Linked DNA regions of Homo sapiens: region 2 is linked to region 1. The links are chromatin loops, found by intact Hi-C in ENCODE. Cell type or tissue: PC-3. All regions are shown on one strand. Each heading gives the region's core, and the rest is flanking DNA. Links, peaks and the distances in the headings are about the cores only.

Region 1 (8,517 bases), core at 1,476-6,475:
TCCTGGCTGAATTTGAAAGTGGAGTTAACACAGAGTGATTCTTATCCTTGCCATCCAGTTATGATTACTTGTTACCAGTGGATAGCATGTTGTACTTCAATCACCTACTTGAGGTAATACTTATTTTTTTCCTGGGAGCAAACTCTCCCACCTGGTCTACATAGGATCTTTCACGACCACTTTCAGCAAACCATCCTCATTGTTCCCCAGAATAAAGGATAAAGAAGCTTAGAAAACTTGTGAGATCATGTCTTCTAAAGGAAAATTTTTGACCTTGAACAAGTTGGAAGTAGAGAACAGTGCGTCCACCAACTGGGAAATAATCAATGAACATCCTACCCCTAATATATGATGCATCAGAGACTGGCTAAATTCTCACCAGTTTCTTGGCACACAGCCAAAGTACATTCCCCTGACATTCTGCATCTGGGTGGGGACATATGACTGTTTTTTGCCAATGGAATGTGAATGGAAGACATACCTTTTGGTATAATGCAGGGGTCTGCAAACTATAGCCTACAGGGCAAATGTGGCCAATCACCTGTCTTTGTAAATAAAGTTTCATTGGAACATAGCCACCCTACTCATTTACATATTGTCTAAGGCTCCTTTCACACTATATCAGCAGAACTGTGTAGTTTTTAACAGAGATTGGGTGGCTCTCAGAGCCTGAGATATGTACTATTCTTTACGGAAAAAATTAGCTGACTCTTGGTTTAAGGCATGTTAAAGTGAGGTCCTGTTTCATTTGCTCCTCATCTGCTATCTGGAAGATGTCAGGCCAGTTTTTGAAGCACGACTGGATCTTGCAGAGCCCCATTATGAAAATAATTTTATCTCTGAATGGATGCACAAAGCAGAGGCTCCTGTCCAAACAACAGACCCATCCCCATTTTCTTGGAATTCACATTGGAACATGATACAAGCAAAAAAATAAAACTTTATTGTGTTGAGGTACTGAGACCTGGGGACTGTGTGTCATAGCAGCAAACACTACTTTCCTTGACTAATATAAATGAACAGAGTACAATGCTCTACACAAATATGATATTTAAAAATTGAGTAATTGCAGCACGGAAAAACAAAGGCATTGGTCTAAGACCTATAGCAAAGCTTGGAAGAGACAAGAGTGGTTATCATTTCCCCCAGCATTGTGATGAATTGGCAGAGAATTACTGCAGACCAATTCTAGCACCAACCTTAAGGTCCTTCCCATGTGATATGACTCAAGGAAAATTGAAGATTCCAGCCGAAAAGAATATCTGCTTGCTGGCTTGTCACTGATACCTGCCTAATTGTTTTTTATTATTAAAGGCTGCCTTGTTGTTGAAATGTGAACACCCCAGAAAATCATTAGCTACTCAGTATTAGAAAGGATCTCATTATACTCTTTTTAAAGGAGAACCAGATAAATAAGCCAGAAATGTATTTTTATTCTCTCAAGACAGTTAAAGTCCTAGACACCTGGAAGAGAGGGCTATAAAAAGAGATAGGAACTTCTTGCAAAAATAGATGGCTGTCTAACTTTGCCCCCTTCATTGGTATAAGGCATGACTCAGGAACCTGGCAATCGTCTTGAACTCAGAGGCCAAGATGTTTTCCTAACTACAGTGCCCTATATTCCTTACCTGCTTTGTCACTTCCTCTTCAACATGAGTCACTTCCTCTGAGAACTCTTCAGATCCATTTCAGATGATTTCTTCTTTCGTCTTTCACAACCCCTGCAATTAATAAATGCCTTAGGAAAGCACTTATTATACTACATGGCAAGTGTAATTTTACACATCTGTCTCTCCTACCAGACTTCAGTGCAGGGCCATTTCCTGGCATAATTTCTGGAATATAGAATATATCCAATAAATATTTGTTGAGTTAAAGGTAAACTGTTCTCTAGACAAACGGGCCCCCAGATCTGGTTAAGATTTAAAATTTCTTGAGGAATACATAAATATGGACTCCCAGACCTACTGAGTCAGAATCTATAATTTAGACCATGAAACTGTTACTTTTCACAAAGTGATGGTGGAGCATTGAGTTTTACTCTCCAAGAATCTAATCAAGCATTAGTCTTTTTCTTTGGTGGTTGGTACTTGCAAAGCCTCACACATACCATGAAAACAAGGTGGAGAATACATTCATTTATGTATTTAGTCATAGTTATTGAGTGTTCCTTTTGTGTCAAGCACTCCTCTGGGCTTTGGAAGTAGAGTAATGAATAAAATAGACAAGAATCCCTGCCCACATGAAATTTATATTCCAGAAAGTTAAGCAAGACAAATTAAGTGCAGATTATGTTTGTAATAAGTGCTGAAGAAAAAATTAAGCTAGGAAAGGATCAGAAAATGTGAGAGAGGGTCCAATTTTAAGTTAAGCAGCCAGGGAAGGCCACAGTAAGAAGGTGACATTGATTCAAGATCTGAAGGATATGAGAGTGAGAATCATATTTGGGGGAGGAGCATTCAAAGATAAAGAACAAGTAAATAGATCCTAAGAGAGGAGCACCCCTGGAACATCTGAGAAGGAGTCAGGAGAACAGGAGTGAGTAAGAGAGGGTCAGTGATAGGAAATAGGATCCCAAAGTATAGAAGAGGTCACATCACACAGGACTGCGTAGGCCACTGTAATGTCTTTGCACTTCCTCAATGTGAGACGAAAAGCCTTTAAAGGGTTCTGGGCCAAGACTTGACAAGGTCCAATTTACCTATTAACAGCATTTCTATTGCTGCTGTGCCTAAATTAAAGTGTGGACAGGGGCTGATGCAGGGGAATCTATTAGAAAACTTTTGTCCTAATTCATGTAAGTGATGATAGTGGATCAGACCAGGGTGTACCAATGGAGGTGGTGAGAAGTTTTCGGATTCTGAATACACTGTATTTTAAAGGTAATTCCAACAGGTTTTGCTTGTAGCTCAGGTGTAGAATAAGAAAGAGGAGAATCAAAGACAACTCCAAAGCTTGGGGGCTGAGCAAATAAAAGGATGGTATTTTCATGTATCCAGATGGAGGAGATAGGAAATTGAGTGGCTAGGGGATGGATGTAGAAGCTCAATTGTGTTAATTTGAAACACCCAATTGGAGACCTAAATGAGGATAGAAGTCATCAGTAACCTACGTGTTTCTTCCTCACTGATCTTCTCTGGCTTTGACCTCCAATGCCCTAATTCAAATATCTACTTTCTAAGCAAAGGCATAATTGCATATGTTGGTAAAATTACTTTTCGAAACCATAAAGCACTATCAAATGAACATTATTATTATTTATACATGGAAATACCAGGATGATGCCATAAACCCCAAGAAGTGCCTTTCATTTGGTATTTTAACAATCAGGCTCTAAGAAACTTGAGTCCACAGTACCTCAGGGTTTTGGGGCCAGAGGAATAAAGACTGGATTTTTGCAAGCAAATATAGTGCCCTTTATGGAAACCTTCACAGTTTGCTAAACTTTTGGAAAATGAAACACCCATCATTAAACTGTAACCTAAGGGGACATGAAGAAACAACTAACCATGCACACCCACCTCTTCTCTCCCGGGAAGTAAAAGCATTATGCGCAACTAAAGGAACTACAAGTTCAATTGAGAATATGTAAAAACCCATGGGTTTCCTTTTTAAAGAAACCAGAGTCCATACTTGCAATCCATCTCCCACTTCCATCCCATCTCGCAACCACCAGCTCTGCCCTCATTCCCACTCGTCAAATCTTGGTAGAAACAGCTGTCACCACAAAAGTCATACTGGGCCAGGACAGACAGCTGGCTCTGTGATTCACAAACAAATTAACCTTGGGATTTTATTTTGAGCAAAGGGGCTTCCTATCCTATGTCCTTCATGGCCATCCATTTTTTGCCCTTGGGTAAACACACACCAACTCAAATGTCACACATGGGGCTGAAGGACATTTGGGGTTTTCAGGGTCACTACCCACTATTGCTTTTAAAAAATATTTCCTCTTAATCAAAGGCCTTTATCTCTTGACAAAGTTTCCAGTGAAAAAGTGTACCTAGTTTAAGTAGCCAACTCATGCCTGGGGTTTAGCTTCTCAAAGAGGGAGGGGTGTGAACATCGTTGTTCCATTAACAATTTAAGGATCAGCTCTCAAAGTGTAGTCATAAGGCGTAGAATTAACAGATGACATAATGTGATATTTAAAAGTTTTAAGAAACCAGCAAATACATGTCTTGCAGCACAGCACCATCTACTGACCAGACAGAGAAAGAATATGGGGGTGGGGGAAGAAGGTAGAGAGAAAGGATGAGAAGGGCTGAGAAGGCTGGGGGGAAGAGGAAAGTGAAAAGAGGGGAAGAGGAAAGTGAAAAGAGGGGAAGAGGAAAGTGAAAAGAGGGGAAGAGGAAAGTGAAAAGAGGGGAAGAGGAAAGTGAAAAGAAGGGAAGAGGAAAAGAAAGAAAAAACAGGACTTCAGATTTCCGTTAATGCAATTCCACATTCCACAGATAAAGAAACAGAGCCCAGAAAGTTTAGCTGAATTCGCCAAGGATACAAAAGGCTCTCAGGTCTCCTATTTATAAGGAAAATTATTTTCACATTTTTGAGGTTTAAAAAAGAGCTATCCTGCTGTAGAATTTGAGAAATTAATCATCATATATCAAAGGAACTGATTAGAGAGTGCAGATATAGACCCATACGTTGAGTCTGTTATTTTTCTACCTTTGTACAAAGGCAATTCAATAGGGAAATGATAATCTTTACAACAAACTTTGTTGAAACAATTTTGCAAAAACTATGTAACCTCAACTCATAGTTCACATCTTGTGTGAAATTTTTATACACCTTGTATAAAAATTCAATATGTATTATAAACCCAAGTAAAAACTATAGAACCTTAGCCGGGCACGGAAACCATCATTCTCAGCAAACTAACACAAGAACAGGAAACCAAACACTTCATGTTCTCACTCATAAGTAGGGGCTGAACAATGAGAACTCATGAACACAGGGCGGGAAACATCACACACTGGGGCCTGTCGGGGGGTGGCGGGTTAGGGGAGGGAGAGCATTAAGAGAAATACCTAATGTACATGACGGGTTGATGGGTGAAGCAAACCACCATCATACGTGTATACCTGTGTAACAAACCTGCACATTCTTCACATGTATCCCAGAACTTAAAGTATAATAAAAAAAAATGGCACAACCACTTTACAAAAGTCTGACAATTTCTTTATATAGCTAAATATACATTTACTATATGACACAGCAATCCTACTTCTAGGTATTTACGCAAAAGTGAGGAAAATTTATGTTTTTAAAAAAACTCTGGGCCAACTGTGGTGGCTCACACTTGTAACCCCAGCACTTTGAGAGGCTGAGGCAGGAGGATTTGAGCCCAAGAGTTTGAGACCAGCCTGGGAAACATAGCAAGACCCCATCTGTACAAAAAATTAAGAAATAGAAAGTGGTGGTGTGCACCAGTAGTCCCAGCTACTTGGGGCACTGAGATTGGAGGATCACTTGAGCCCAGAAGGCCAAGGCTGCAGTGAGCTGTAATCGTACCACTGCACTTCAGCCTGAGCAACAGAGAGAAACCCTGTCTCAAGAAACAAAACAGAACAATATAAAATTGTGTATGAGCATTTATAATTCCTTTAGGTGTGATCACAGAAAAAATTCTCAGAGCTGTACAACAGAAAGAGTAAATTTTGCTGTATGTAGATGATATCAAAAAAAATGTTTAAAATGGTCTGTAGTCCGGAATACATTTTTCAAAAGCATGGAATTAAAAGTATATTCTACCCTCATACACTATTTGTTTATATAAGTGAATTTGTTCTAAAAAAAAAAAAGGAAATATAGAAAATAAAATGAATAGTGACTCCTGCCTCAAATATCCTATATTTTTAAATAATGGAAACTTAATTGGTAAGTTTTTAGTCCAATATGAATAGTTGGTTACATTATGAATATTTTAAGAATCAAAATTTGTTATACAGAGTAAGGCTAGGCACAGTGGCTCATGCCTATAATCTCACCACTTTAAGAAACCAAGACAGGAGATTCGCTTGAGGCCAGGAGTTTGAGACCAGCCTCGGGAACAAAGTGAGACCCCATCTCTACAAAAAATACAATTTTTCCAGCCCTGGTGGCTGATGTTTGTAGTCCCAGCTGCTGCTTGGGATGCTGAAGCAGGAGGATTGCCAGAGCCCAGTAGTTCAAGGCTGTAGGAAGCTATGACCATTCTACTGCACTGTAGGCTATCTGACAGAGCAAGATCCTGTCTCAAAAAATATGGACAGTGGATTGGGCGTACATTTGTTGCAATCTTTGAAGATGCTTTTAACATGAATTTTTATCCATATGAAATGCCTCTAAAAATTTTTTCTGGTAGCTCACCTAATACAAATAAGTGAATATACAGTTCTGAGTGCTGTCTCTTTCTTTTCCAGCTTAAAATTTACATTCCTATCAACCTTCATGGAGCCATACATTTGTTCCTACAACCTACATGACATCTCTGCTCCAAAGAGTTCAAATGTTGCCCCATATATGCAGAACATTTATTGACTTGAATTTATGATGCCAGGAGTGATAGTAAATCAGCGAGAAGTGGGAGAAAAACTGTTAAGAACCCTCACAACAATGAAAGCCAGTTTGCCACATTAATATTTATCTAATCAGTGGTTTCCTTGCTGCTTCCCAAGGTCTCTAGTCCACTATTAAAATTTGCCTATTTAACAATTATTTTCTATATGTCTGTTATGTAAGGTATTGTGCTAAAAATAAACTCAGGTTATTGTGGTGAATCGAAAGACAAAGGAACTATCCTAAAACAGCTCACCATCCTAGGGAGGATATATAGATACATAAAGTCAGAAATTATGGCACAATAGTATCAGAATGATGATGGGAAGCTTCAGGAGCACAAGAGAGGAAGGCAGGGTCACCAAAGGGAGGGGTATAGAGCATGGTCAGTAAGAAAAAACAATTATGAGGGCATAAGCATTAACCTGGTTTATGTCCACTAACCATCCATTCACCAGGTTGATTGAGGAAAATGGGCAGTAAGAGAAGAAAATATGAGCAAAGCCCTAAAGGCTTAGAAGTCTTTGGCTTTCTGTAATCTTGTAATTAAAGCTTCGCCACATGATGAAGATTATGCTTGGAAAATATAAAAATTCAGTAAAACTTTTTAAAAATTCAAAGCTTGATTTAATTGATCTGTAGCTATCCATTTGAAGTAATCCATTTGGTGTTAAGTGAAAACAGAGAGGCCAAACTTTATCTAGAGAAAATGCTATCCCTAAATGACATAATTACTTGGTCTTTAATTGGGGAAAATACTTTGGTATTAGAGTGACATTCAAGAAAACTGAATTTTCAGAGAATGTCGTCAGTAGGGTAAAAAGTAAAGTGTGTTAGTCTTCATAACCTTTCTAGTTCTGACATTGTACATTTGAAGGTAGAATCTGACCAGACTGATTTCTGATAGATGTTGTTTTAGAAATAGATAGTTACTCTTACTTTTTATGAATTTCCTGCAACAGAAATATCTTGAACATTTAGTCATGCCATTTCTTTGCATCGAAGTTCATCATTGGTAGAAAAAATATCCATTCATTCAGCAAGTCTTTATTTACTGCCTACAATGTGCTGCAATTCAAAATCCTCATTCGTATTATGTACTTGAGTAATAACTCTCATCAGTCATATAAAGTCTTAAGATGTACACAAAATTTCTTAACCAGTAGCTTAATTGCTTAGGTAAGCTCTCCCTCAGACCTCAAAAGCTGTAATGAAATGAGAACTAAAATGTTGCAAAGCTAGCCATATTTTTGATCTGTGCCATTTTTAAGATGGTGTTTCAATAAATATTATTCTTTTACCATGCCATAAATTCACCTCTCTATAACTTTAATAGCCTAGTCATAATTTTATCGTTCTCAATTTTAGTGAATTTGTATGTCTTCAACCATCAGTATTTGCCCTTCCAAAATATTTATAATAAGTAATTCAGAAATAGATTCTTCACACCTACAATGATCTGGTCTTCAACAAATTCGACAAAAATAAACAATGGGGAAAAGGCACATCAACAAGAAAAAAGAATCCCATTAAAAAGTGAGTTAATGCCACGAATAGACACTTCTCAAAAGAAGACATGCAAGTGGTCAAGAAACATGAAAAAAATGTTCACCATCACTAATCATCGGAAGGATGAAAATCAAAACCACTATGGGATACCACCTCAAAACAATCAGAATGGCTATTATCAAAAAGTCAAAAAATAACAGATGTTGGCAAGGTTGCAGAGAAAAGAGAATGCTTATATACTTTGGTGGAAATGCAAATTAGTTTATCCACTGTGGAAAGCAGCTTGGAGATTTCTGAAAGAATGAAAAATAGAATTGCTACTTGACCTAGCAATCTCATTACTGGGTACACACTCAAAAGAAAATAAATTCTTCTACCAAAAAGGCACCTACACTTGTATGTTCATCACATCTCTATTCACCATAGCAAAGACATGGAATCACCCGAGATGCCCATCAGTGGTGGATT
Region 2 (7,080 bases), core at 202-5,201, 360 kb before region 1:
GATTAGTAGGAGGTGTTGAAAACAAATCCCATTTCTCATTTTCATTGATGGTTCACTGTATGAGTGAGTAGTATCTGCACAGAAGAGTTCATGACCCAGGAGTAAGATTCAATCTTTAGAAACCCTTGCTCATCTCAAAGAATGTTTGAAAATAATTGCACTAGTCAATTCCTCTAAACACTAGGTGGCTTCACACTAAAACCTCATCTCATTTTTAGCTTTTCCAGATTTGCTGGCAGATTTAGCAACAGCAGGTTTGCACTCCTAACATAGCAACCCCATGGAGGGTGCAGGTAACGCTGTGCTCTTTAGATGAGGCACCTGTTCTCATCTAGAACTAACTGCTAACAAGCTATATATCTTAGTATAGCTTTAATCCTTCTATACTAACAGTCTTACTCCACTCACATTCAATTCTATTTTCTGCCAGATCCCTCCTGACATTTGATGTTGTCAACAATAATTCAGACTATTGTGACATATGATGTATTATAATTATGGGCTTATGTTATGGACAAAATCATACTCTCAGAGAACCCACAAACGGTTCCAGTACAGAATTATTTAAGGTTCCATTAAGACCAAAGTAAATTATTGCAGTGCTGGCCAACAATCTAGATGACCTACTTAGGAAAAGGCATAGTTGCCCAAACTGTTGTTGCTTTTTTACAATTTTTATTTTTTACTAAGACTTGGTTCTTCCAATATACCACTAAAGTCATCTGGGCATGGAGTTCATTTGAAATTAATGAATGATCCAAAGGCAGATGAATTTATGTCAGAAGTAGGCCAGTTTTACCATGTAAACAGTATTACCAAATATTGTTTTCTGTTCCGAAATAAATGTTGCCCAATTAAGCATCAAAGTGACAATATACATTTGGCTGTTATTTGCTTTCCAGAATCATCTGGCTCCGTCTTTTCATTGTATCTGGGTGTTCCTGTCATCTTGACATTCAGGCCAGTCCTGAAGTTGCACAATGCAAGTTGAGGAAGCAAAAGAACCACTACTTAAATTGGTCCATGCAGATTTCTCCTGACCATTGTGGTTATTTGTTAGGATTCTCCATTGCCTGGGGTCTTTTTGTTTTGACTTTACTGTACAGCCAGAGTTGTATGGCTGCCCCATGAAATAAATTTAGTTTCTGTATCAGTAGCCACATTAGAGACTACCAAGAGTTCTTAAACATTTGTGGTGCCATGGACCCATGTTGTCAGGTAAAGCCCATGGATCTATCTCAAAATCATGTTTCTAAATGCATAAAATAAAGTACATAGGATTACAAACAAGCAATTACACTGAAATATAGTCATCAAGATATTAAAACATGATATATTCAAATATATTTTATATGTTATATGCTGATTCATTACTATGTTAAATATAAATATTTTAAAGTATTATAATAATTATCATAATTTCAAAGTCTGGATGTACTTAATGATATTCTGAGATATTTACAACCACCATTCTATGAGATGACAATATCAGGAGTCCTTTTAAAGTGTGGTTTGCTGCCTATATTAACAATTGAAGGAAATGCTAAATTTCATTTAGAGTATGGTAAAAATAAAGATTTTTTTTCCATTCAAGTGCATAGAACCCTTGAATTCTATTCACAGACCCTTTGGAGGTTTATGAACCTTAGGTTCAGGAAGGATCTATTCAAATCTAGATTACTGCCGTAAAAATCAAACACTTCTGCTGAACCAAGTCACTTTAGTGGAAAGAGAAGACTGGTGTGGAGTGAGTTTGGAAAACACCTCAATCTATTGAGCCGTTCAGAGACTAAAACATATATTAATATAGGTTTTTAATAATAATAGCAAGCATCCTATCTTCTATTAAGTGAAGACAAAAAACTACTACTTAAACTTATTGTTTCCAAATTAGCTGATTGATCTTCCACCCACTGAACTGGCTGGCTAGTGATTTGTTCTCACGTAAAGGGTTAGAAGCCAGCTTTCCAAATAGGGCTCACTAGTAGGTTTAAGGAGTGAACATAGAACTAATCACAACACATAGTTCCATCAGTCTAGCAAGCAAGCTTCGTGTATTGTAATCCTAGCACTTTGGGAGGCCAAGGTGGGCGAACTCCTGAGCTCACGATTTCGAAACCACCCTCGGCAACATGGTAAAACCCCGTCCACTAAAAATAACAAAAAATTAGCCAGGCATGGTCACACACGCCTGGAATCCCAGCTACTGGGGAGGCTGAGGCAGGAGAATCCCTTGAGCCTGGGAGGTGGAGGTTGCAGTGAGCCAAGATTGTGCCATTGTACTCCAGCTTGGACGACAGAGTGAGACTCTGTCTCAAAAAACAAAAAACAAAAAAGACAACCTTCAGCCAGCTTTTCCTTTGTAAAAATATTTTGTAGTAATGTTGACATGTATTAGTTCTCTTTGCCTGATTTGGGAGAAAAGCAATTTCAAACAGAAATTTTAGTTAGTCATTCTTTCCAGCTTTGTTTCCCCTCCACAAAGCGGCAATGTCTTAAATTTCTCATTTATGAGTTGCTGCCAGACTCTAATCATGACAGACTGCAGGTAAGAGGAAGAGTCAGGGACAGGCCTTGTAGGAGACCAGTACTTTACATTTTGCAGCATATGAATACACTGTGCACCCCTAAGGGCCAGTGAAAGAGTTAAAAAGTCATCCTCTATGGAAAAGTAAAAAACCTAAATAGTTATTTTTTAATAAGCTCCTCTCGGACAAAACATTTTTAGAACAGTTACTCACCATATGACAGCATTCAATAAATGTTTATTATTATTTTCCGCAATAATAACAACAATGTGTTAAAGTGCTTTCCAACCAATCTGAAAGCTAAGCTGAGGAGGAAGGGGACGCTTGTCATTGCCTCCTCTCCTTTCAAGCCACCACAAATATTATGCTCTTGCTATTTTGTTTAACTTGGGCCGAATACACTTCATAGAGTAACAGGCAGGGAGAGTTAGGTCCATTAAGAAGAAACTTCAAAAACCCTCTGGCTTTGGGGCTTTCTTGTGTTATTCCACCTCAAACCCAGAGGATATGAAAGATGGGAAGATTAGTGAGGGTTTTGCCCTGGCTGTTCTTTTACTGAATGGCTTCACAAATGCCAATTGAAATAATTATCAAGCCATTATGATGATTTGCATTAAAAATGGTAACTTTAGCAAGCAGTCCATGTGTGTGTAGGAGGGCAGTTGGGGGGTAGCATGTAACGTTATAAAAGGCCCATTGAAGCCATACCAGCTTCCTGGCTTCCCGAGGATTACCACACAGTAGTTCACAAAAAGGTTGTTCTTCCAGCTCTATTTATACTCACAGTACTTACAGTGCACGCTCCCAGCACACCCATTCCTGGTATTGATTTGTGCCTATGCCCAAATTATCATCTGGCACACACAAGGCAGCAGCTTCTGGAGATGGTGATGCAATGCTTGGATCCTGGTAGAACAAAGACAGGGCCTCTTCTTATCAAAACTTCCCCTTGCTGCTAAGATAAAAATACCAGAAGCCCTGGGTACCATTTCCTACTTATTTTTTTTTCTTTTTCACCCAACTGTCTCATTAAAGCCAGTGGTTTACCCTCCATCCCCCTTTGAGTGTCTACTTAAAAGAACAAGGCAAGATATTATGGGGATCAAATTTTCATTTAATTTGCCACTTTTATTAGTGAGGGAGGCAGTTACCTTATAAATGATTTTAAAAATATTTGTAAATGATGGTTTGTCAACATCTCAGACTCACTGGGTGAAGGGGCTGGTGCAGTGAATGAGAGTGTAGTGTCTGACAACTGCTAACATCATAGGTAGCAGTTCTCAAAAGGTGCAGGGGGAGGAATTCAGGCAAGATGAGGAACCGTGTGGCCCAGGAAGCTATTACACGGGCCATGCTTTAAGTATTTGCTGAAGGTAACCAAACATGTGTTGTGGAACAGTTTGACCAAATAGGCACTACTGAATTCTCAACCTTGAGTATGTCCCCGAATTGCCCAAGGAAATGCTTAATTATTGGGGTTGATAGACTCCACCCCAGAGAATCTGATTCAATAAATTAGACCCAGGAATCTGTATTTTCAATAAACACCAAGATGAGTTCAATGCGGTTGGAAGAATAAAGACTTCTCTTAAGGGCAAGCTGGATACCATAAGTTTTTGAACATTTCAGGAGAAACCTATTAAAAGACAACATTACAACAATTTAGTTTAAAATATAATTGGCCTTTATTTGAAATTCTAGAATTTGTCAATATCACATTCTATAAAATAGAACGGGTGTTCCAATGAGCTCAGCAGAGAAGGTTGACCTTATAGAGAAAAAAGGGCTGAAGCAAGTAGAAACAGAACAAAAAGCAGATTGTTGGTTTCAAAGTTACTTTCCTTGTAGGATTAAAACAGAGGAAACGTCCTTATTATGCTGACCAGGGTTGACTGGAATCTCCTGGTTTTTTGAAAACTGGCTCATTTCAAAGTTAAGTTTGATTACATGGCATTAGCACAAACGACTTCATTCTGGTTGGGTCTGGTCTGCTGGAGCCCAGTGCAGGAGGCTGGTCCAAAACAATGGCCTCCTATAAACTTTAATAACCCTAAACAAAATGACAAATTGTAAGTGTACAGCTTAATAGATCCTCAAAAGAACAGATATTTCTGCTATTCAGCAACTGCCTTAAAAAGAAAGTAGAGGATGTTTTGAGGACTTTAGAAGCCTAACTTACGCTCATTTCTAGTAATTGCTGCCACCAAGAGGAGCCTAACTTCTAATGCCATAATTACTTTTAACCTGTTTCTGAACTTTATAGAAATAAAACTCTAAAGGATGTACTTTTTATATTTTCTTTTACTCAGTATTCTATTTGTCAGGTTCACCCATAATATTAGCTATAGGTATATTCATCACTTCCTTTCTTAAAAAATGTATTTTCTTAACATTCACTTTGAGATAGGTGGGTCTTTCAATTATTATTTTTAGCTTTTCGAAACTGTTATCTTTTCTTTTAGTAATGAGTCAGCTAGCTGATTCCAGGTGTCCACGTTGAGACATGCCAAAATTAATTTTTAGCCATATGTTGTTTGTTTAATTAAATCTACGGAAACAAACAAACACAAATGATGGATTAGGAAGACAAAGTAGAATAGAATAGACTTAAGGAAATACATGAACTTTAAGGAAATGTCTGTGCCTAAAATATTTGTTTTTAAGTTCTCACCTGAGTTGCTCCATGGAAAGAGTAGTTTTGTGGTTTTTGGTTTTAGAGATTAACTTTCAAGTAGCTTTGAATAACAGTTCTCAAAAGAAAGAATCCTGCTTCCGGGGTTCAGAGTGTAGTGTCTGTGTTCCACCACAGGGCCTCAGCTCACCAGTTTCATTCCCTGGAAATAGAAGATCCAGGGATGGTCTGCTATTTAAACACAAGGCCTCAGCTCACCAGCTTCATTCCCTGGAAACAGATGATCCAGAGATGATCTGCTATTTAAACACCACAGGGCCTCAGCTCACCAGCTTCATTCCCTGGAGACAGATGATCCAGGGATGATCTGCTGTTTAAACTCCAAGCTCATCATTCATTACAGTAATTTTCTTCAATGTGTCCTCTTCAATATGTCATGTGTATTTAATGACCACAAAAATGCTTGTGATGCTAATTGTGCAGGTCAGCATTTCCAAGTGCCCACATGACCTCTGGGCTCTCGCACACGCAGTGGCATGTCCAGACTTCCCAGCACATTATTCCTTAGATTGATTTTCCCATGCCATTTCTTAGAATGGGCTGGGAGGTCCCATTGGTCAAGTGTTTGGTTCTTCACATCACTGTTCTTTATTTGAAGGTACGTCGGAAACCACAGCCCCCTTCCCCATATATATTTTTTTTTTATTTGAGATGGAGTCTGACTCTGTTACCCCAGCTGGAGTGTAGTGGTGTGATCTCGGCTCACTGCAACCTCTGCCTTCCGGGTTCATGCAATTCTCCTGCCTCAGCCTCCTGAGTAGCTGGGATTACAGGCATGTGCCACCACACCTGGCTAATTTTTGTATTTTTAGTAGAGACAAGGTTTCACCATGTTGGCCTGGCTGGTCTCGAACTCATGACCTCATGATCCACCTGCCTCAGCCTCCCAAAGTGCTAGGATTACAGGCACACCCGGCCTCTTCCCCGTATTTTATAGTTAGTCTTGGTATTAAGCCCTGAGCGGATGGACCACACAGGTTGAAAGAAAAGCAGATGGAAAAGAGCTAAAATTCAATACCATGATTCCACGACAACCCACATTAGAATCTGTAGTAAACAGTAGATCCTATCTTCAAGGGTTTATTTTGGAGAGAGTGGAAGATATAATAAACAAATAAACATAAAACTTAAATTCTAATAATAATAATTGCCCTGAAACTGGGCCAAGGAATAGGAAGTTTACACAATTTGTGGGGTTATTTGGAAAAGGGGATCAGAGTGGTTCTGTGAGGAGATGACATTTGAGCAGGACATGAATGATGCCATGGAGAGTAAGATGCAACAATCTCAGTGCAAAACATTGCTGATGATGGGAATAGCCCTTGCAACCTTCTCACTATGCCAAGCACTATCTAAACACTGTATATTTACTACTGTGATTTTTAACATGGCTCTGCAGTGAACATGGCCTCTTTGTTACAAATAAGAAAACTGAAGCTTAGCCCAGTAACTTAGTACAGCATGAGAGTAGTGGAGCTGACTCTGAGACACCTGCAGCCTGGTTATAGCCTTGCTACTCTTTCTTTCTTTTCTTTTTTTTTTTTTTTTTTTTTTGATACTGAGTCTCGCTCTGTTGCCAGGCTGGAGTGCAGTGGCACAATCTCTGCTCACTGAAATCTCTGCCTCCCTGGTTCAAGCGATTCCCCTGCCTCAGCTTCCTGAGTAACTGAGACTAAAGGTGCACACCACCATGCCTGGCTAATTTTTTTGTATTTTAGTAGAGACAGGGTTTCACCATGTAGGCTAGGATCGTCTCCATCTCTTGACCTTGTGATCCTCCCACCTCAGCCTCCTGAAGTGCTAGGATTACAGGCGTGAGCCACCTCACCCAGCCGCCTTGCTACTCTTAAAGGCCACTCT

What was found. A loop is a pair of places that touch in the nucleus more often than their neighbours do. Peaks named below come from ENCODE experiments on the same cell type or tissue, not always from the same donor. Only the 100,000 strongest peaks of a DNase experiment are listed, where the experiment ranks them.
Region 2: a loop joins it to region 1, with 5 times the contacts of the local background. A loop is called at or near these places in 5 of 110 quality-filtered maps.

Annotation. Positions count from the first base shown.
Region 1 is chr20:7,855,323-7,863,839 of GRCh38, forward strand. No RefSeq gene overlaps it. Among named protein-coding and RNA genes, the nearest start is that of HAO1, 81 kb to the right of the region's middle. RefSeq lists an enhancer at 1,081-2,280 and a silencer at 1,507-1,707. In PC-3, for the core only: CTCF peaks have their summits at 4,200 (motif pointing left) and 4,401; DNase peaks (open chromatin) are centred at 1,599 and 4,149; H3K27ac peaks cover 2,704 bases.
Region 2 is chr20:7,500,381-7,507,460 of GRCh38, forward strand. No RefSeq gene overlaps it. Among named protein-coding and RNA genes, the nearest start is that of MIR8062, 130 kb to the left of the region's middle. In PC-3, for the core only: no CTCF peak of the experiment used is centred there; no DNase peak of the experiment used is centred there.